2 separate regions of the Homo sapiens genome follow, and region 2 is linked to region 1. The links are chromatin contacts, found by Hi-C or POLR2A ChIA-PET in ENCODE. All regions are on one chromosome and are shown on one strand. Each heading gives the region's core, a stretch centred on a gene start or an enhancer-like site at or near the end of the contact. The rest is flanking DNA. Distances are from core to core; before and after follow the strand shown.

The links. A loop is a pair of places that touch in the nucleus more often than their neighbours do. ChIA-PET counts read pairs that join two places held with the same protein, here RNA polymerase II (POLR2A). Pooled maps may share reads with other maps.
Region 2: a map of OCI-LY7 shows a loop between it and region 1 (6-fold over the local background). The contact joins the promoter of FAM135A here to the enhancer-like site in region 1. A Hi-C loop is called at or near these places in 1 of 168 maps with a recorded cell type or tissue (OCI-LY7), 2 of 37 single-sample maps with no recorded cell type and 3 of 50 pooled maps. POLR2A ChIA-PET finds 5 or more read pairs at or near these places in 1 of 52 experiments (OCI-LY7).

Annotation. Positions count from the first base shown.
Region 1 is chr6:69,880,103-69,882,954 of GRCh38, forward strand. All of the region lies in intron 2 of COL19A1 (collagen type XIX alpha 1 chain), which reads left to right. Among named protein-coding and RNA genes, the nearest start is that of COL19A1, 15 kb to the left of the region's middle. Within about 2 kb of position 1,394, at least 5 of the 41 ENCODE cell types and tissues checked have a DNase peak (open chromatin) inside an H3K27ac peak, as active enhancers do; they include OCI-LY7, where a contact is called at or near this core.
Region 2 is chr6:70,412,077-70,414,928 of GRCh38, forward strand. FAM135A (family with sequence similarity 135 member A) reads left to right here and starts at 1,432. Exons shown (of 22, transcript NM_001162529.3): 1 at 1,432-1,626. It overlaps FAM135A-AS1 (FAM135A antisense RNA 1), which reads right to left and starts at 1,882. Exons shown (of 2, transcript NR_147708.1): 1 at 1,761-1,882; 2 at 752-986. RefSeq lists silencers at 1,239-1,458, 1,799-1,948.

The DNA of each region.
Region 1 (2,852 bases), core at 144-2,643:
TTTGTAGTATCTCAGATGAGGCAAACAAAAGGTTGACAGATCTTTAGAGCACCTTTTGAACTAAATAGACAATATTTGCAATTATTAAATGTATCAGTCTTTTCATAAATATTTCCAAAAGGCTTAAGGGCAATTTGAAATATTTACCTTCATCTCTGCTTTTTTAAATTGATTATGTGGTTAATTTGGAAGACTTTTCTTGAACATTGAGTGTGTATAAGTTACTTAGCTAAATGCAATTCATATTACAAGGTTGAATTAGGCACATTGGAGAAGCCATTTGCTAGGGAAAGAGAAACTTCATCTCTCCTATGCAAACGATCACATATAATGTATTCTGATGATAATCACATATGATTATGTACTCTGAGACTGTATTATTGTGCCTATTGTTTTGAATATTTTTTCAATAATTTTTGCTAAACAAGTATAAACCCACTCTAGAGAGACTTTTGAGTTTGAGGCACACATAAAATATAATTACTCATAAAGATCTAACACATCGTAGTCTTTCAGAGTGTTATGTAAGTCTTTATGATTTTTTATTATTTGGCAGAAGGTGCATTTCCTAAAATAATTCACATGAAAGTTTGAATATTCTGTTATTGTACAAAAGACATCCTGTGGCTGTCATACAATTTGGGGGGGAAACTCTTTCTTCAGTGAGAAATTAATCAGCTGTGACTCATGGCAACTACAACTATGTAAAAAAGGAAAAGAGATGTTAGAGCAGCGGAGTTTATTCTGATACGATTTCTACTCTTCTGAATTTGTCTTTTTTGTAAAGAAATATAGTAGGTAATGTGCTTTGCAATTTAATCTGATATGACAGGACTTTTTTAGTTAGAAGGAAGAATGAATCTTTGGTTGAATAGGGACAGTTTTTAGGCACATGCTAGTGGGTAGTAAATGTTCTTGATGATAGCAAGGATTTGAAGGACCTAAATAAATGGTTCTCCAATTTTAACATGAAAAAGAATCACCTGACGTATTTGATTCCTGAGACCTCCTATCGCATATTCCCATTTTGCAGGTCGTACTGGGGTGGGATTTGGTAATTTACATCTTTAACAAGCTCCACAGATGAATCTAATGCAGGATTATCTGAGGAAAACTCTTAGAGAAACACTTACCTTTGGGATAATTAACAGACATTTTGGTTTTCTTTTTTCTTTTCACCTGGTTACCTTGCATTTTATGCACCATTTTATGCCAAGGTTACCTTTTTTTGTTATTTTATTTTATTGTTTGCTTTTAGTAACTTTTTAAAATTGTGATAAGAACACTTAACATGAAGTCTGCCCTCTTAACAAATTTTTAAGTGTATAACACAGTACTGTTAATTATAAACACGGTACTATACAGCAGATGTCTAGAACGTAATCATCTTGCATAACTAACACTTCCCCATCTTGGGATTCCCCTGAATGTTTGCTTTTGTAGCTCTAGTATCTCAACTCTTTAATCAGGTTACATGATGTATAGGACTACCAAAATGCATATATTCTGATCCAATTTACTTCGCTGAATTAATCTTTTGAAAGATTTTCCCAACAATGTGAATTCAAAATTAATCTGAACCCTAACAAGATTCACTTAACATGAAGCATTAAGGGAAATTAATAAAAGAAAAAATTACGTTTGTTTTTATCATGCTATTTGGTAGAGGGTGTTCGTAAAGCAACACGTACTGAATGTGTGATGGAAATTGCTTAACTTCAAGTATCATTTGCATTAATTGAAAATGTCAGCACAGCACTATCAAAGGGATTGTTGAAGAAGATGACAAGCTGGGCATGGCCTGGAAGGAGACCCTTCTTGTGTCTTGTGTATCTGGTTCACAGCGCAAGGTTCCCTTTTTAGTTTCCTCATGTGCAGACCTGCGCGTGTGGTCACTAACCATTTACCGGAGGGAAGTGATTACATCTAAAAATAAAATATAACAAATCTGAGAGAGAGTCTAGGGTTTCAGGGCTGGAGTCTGTGAAGTTGTCAACAGTTTACTATTAAACCTAAATATATGACAGATAGATTGGACCTTTTAATTGCTGTACCTTAACTCTATGGTATGTTAAATAGTTACCTGGAATTGTCACAGTTGGGACAGAATTTAAGAGTAATATGGAGAGATTCAATAATAACTTGAATTTTAAAATTTTGAAGGTATTAGGAATTCAGTCATTTCATATTCTTTCGTCAATTTGCCTATTGAGATCATGGGATAAGATATATTTGTTTATTTTCCCACTGCAAATGAACTTCCATTTGAATGTGGCAGTTTCAGCTCAGTTACTTGTCAAAAGAAGGTGGGGAAGAGAATTGTGTTAAAATATATACAATGCTAGAAAATCTCAAAACTTGCTTTAATTAGTTGCTTAAAACTCTTTCCTCTAATATAGACTATGTATCAAATAATTAAAGTTTCATCTACTTTCTTTAATCTGTTCTAAGGCAAAAGTACTATATCATCATAAAAAGCAATAAGAAACAGAAAACCAGAGTTTAAAAAAACAGGCTAAATAAATAGAAATGACAGAATGCTTTTTAAATAACACATTTTCCTTTCATTATGATAAATCTTCAGTTTAAGTGTCCAGATTGACTTGATTATAAATTTAAATTTAGGCCTGTAACTATTCATATAAGCCCTTCTAAGGTAGTTTTCTATTAATTACAAGGAATTACAAGGAAAAAAACCTATTATTCCAAAATGTGGCTTTTACTAGTTGGCAAACACTTCACGCTTAAACTCAGAGTAAAATGTATGCTGTTATATAGAGAATTTTATTTTGTGTTTTTAAGAAATTCTTGTGTTCAACATTGGTACCATGTAAAAATCCTTCATTGACAAA
Region 2 (2,852 bases), core at 182-2,681, 530 kb after region 1:
CCATTCATACAAATGCAAATAAATTGGTTCACAGGATAAGAGGACACCCAATCATGTAAAAACTGGTACAAGCCAGGCACGGTGTCTTAGGCCTGTAATCCCAGCACTTTGGAAGGCCAAGGCGGGTGGATCACCTAAGGTCAGGAGTTCGAAACCAGCCTGACCAATATGGTGAGACCACGTCTCTACTAACAATACAAAAAGTAGTCAGGCGTGGTGGTGTGCGCCTGTAGTCCCAGCTACTAGGGAGGCTGAGACAGGAGAATTGCTTGAACTCCGGAGGCAGAGGTTGCAGTGAGCCGAGATCACATTACTGCACTCCCGCCTGGGCGACGGAGCAATGCTCTGTCTCACACACACACTCGAAAAAAAAAAAAACTGGTACAAAGATATATTCAAAACCTGTCCCCTAAATGGCCTACGTTACAAGACCTCACCATTACTTTCAAATGAATGCACAAAGCTTTTCCCTTCTAATTCATTCTTATTGTGGTAAAATATACATAACAGAAAATTTACCATTTTAACCATTTTTAAGTGCACAGTTCAGTAGCATTATGTCCATTCATTGTTGTGCAACCAACACCACTATCCATCCTAGATTCATTTTTAAAACAAGAGTCGCAGCTGAAATTTTCCTTTCATTAACTCAGCTTTAGCAACATACTGAACTTTATGCACCACAAAAGTTTTTGCCAGATAAGGTTCAGAAACAGGGAAGAGTGAAATAAATCAATGATCCTTCGTGGGCTTCTGTTAACGGAATGTATTAGCGAAAGGCTTCACTTCATCAGCCCCCTCCCGCCCTTTTTGGCGTCATAAACCAAGAAACAACCAGATCAGCACCCACATCTCCCAAGATGCAAACACTGGGTCCCGAAAGGCATCTGTCCTGCCCCGGCGCAGATCCCCTGCAGCCTCCTTTCCTACTGCACAAATCGACTAGCGCAGGGACCGGGCTCTCTACCCGGGACTGCACGGAGGAGCTAAAGAGAGAAAAGGAGAAACAACATTGTGAGAAAAACGGCTAAAGTTCTCGAACTCCGTGTTTTTGCCCTCTTCTTGTTCACTACTCTTCAACCACCTCCAAGTTCCATCCCTTAAACCCACAAGCGAGCCCCTTTTCTTGACGCGCGCCTTTTATTGACGCAAACCTCCCGTTCTCGCGGGAACTTGGGAACGGGAGCCTGGTAGGGAGGACAAATCTCTCGAAATCTCAGTTGGCGCTGGAGCTGGAGGGGCAGTTGAAGCTCCTGAAGGGCGGGGCACGGAGCTTGAAGGGGCGGGGCCTAGCCTCAGAGAGGGGAGGGAAGAGGCGGGAGGAGGAGGTGAGAGAGGCCGGGGGCGGGGCCGTGCGGCCGGGGACCTGTTGATCGCAGGTATAGCCGGCTGGCCCGGGCTCCCTCGGGACTGGGGCGACTGCGCATGCTCGCTGGCCGCGCTGGGCCAGTAGCCGAGCCGCGGTGACGAACCGGCTCCGCGGTTGCGGTGTTTGCGGTTGCTGTGATGGCGATGTGAGGGGGCCCGGGGCGGGATGGTGCTGACCCGGGTCGGGCCGTCTTCTTGCAGCTGGACAACGAGCTCCTCCGTTCGACAGGCGGGGGAAGAGGCCGAGCCGGGCGAGAGGTAACCCCCTTACTGTCCCCTCTGGCTCCCCCGGCTCCCGACACCCACGACCCCTCCCTCCGTCCCTCTTGCCCAGGGGCCAGGAAGGAAGCGGCCTCCTCTTCGTCCGCCGTTCGCCCGCCGCGGCCCCTCACCCGACTGCTGGCGGTCGGAGCCTGGCCCCGGCCCCGTTGAAGGTCGGTGGGGACGGCGGTGCGGAGCGCTCTGAGGGAGGCGAGGGGCCGCGGCGCGCTGCTCTCCCGGTGCCCGCGGCCGCCCCTGCCCCTGCGCGCGTCCCTCGACCCGTTCTTCCTGAACCTCGCGCCTAGCGTGTTTGCCCTTCACCCCTGCTCCATCTTCGTCGCTCTGTCCCTCCTTTACCCGCTTTCGTGGTTCTGCTTTTTCATCCCGCGCCTCCCACGTGTCTTTTTGCCCGGGTGGTCCCTCCTTGGGAAGCAGCGTATCTCTGTGCTTCCATCCCTTGCCTGGCTCTTCCCTGTCCGGAGCTCCTTACCCTGGCCGACCAGGTTTCTCACTCTTGTTACCTCCATAATTTCTTCCTTGGTTTTATTTTCCTCTCATCCACCTCCTTTCGGTACTTCCTCCTGGTTCCCTTTTTGTTAGTTGCCGATTGTGTTTTGCTTTAGCATCGCTTTGCATTGGAGTTCATTCCATGCCCCATCTTAGCTTCGGAAACCCTCACTGCCTTCTCTTTCCTCTGGTACCCTGCTTCATCGCTTTCTGTCTAATGGCCCCTATCCTCACGTCCTTTTCCATTCTGCACCCAGTGAGTCTCTAATCTTAATTTTTTCCCCTCCAAAACTCTTCCACCCTCCCCCCCCCATTTGTATAAGTCAAGCCTCTTAACTTCATTCCATTTGTTTTACTTTTTATTAAATCTCTGAAGACTTCTTTGTGACATACCCTTCTAGTCCTTGCTGCTTTCTGCCTAAGCTAGGTATCCACTCAATGTTTCTAGTTCATCTTCCAGTTTAATAACATTTCTTCTTTCTTTACCGGTTGGTGGAAGTATCATCAAAAGAGTGACAGTAGCAACAAATCGGTTACACTTACTGATTAAAGCTTTAATTTTTAAGAATTATGTTTACCTGGCATGCCTGGGAAAGCAACTTGAGTACAGACTAAATGAAACTATAATGGGTTAAGACTTGTTAAAGGTTGACCTACAAACATACACTTAAAATTTGGAAATTTTCTTGTCCTCCATTAGGTGTAGCTGTCCAAGA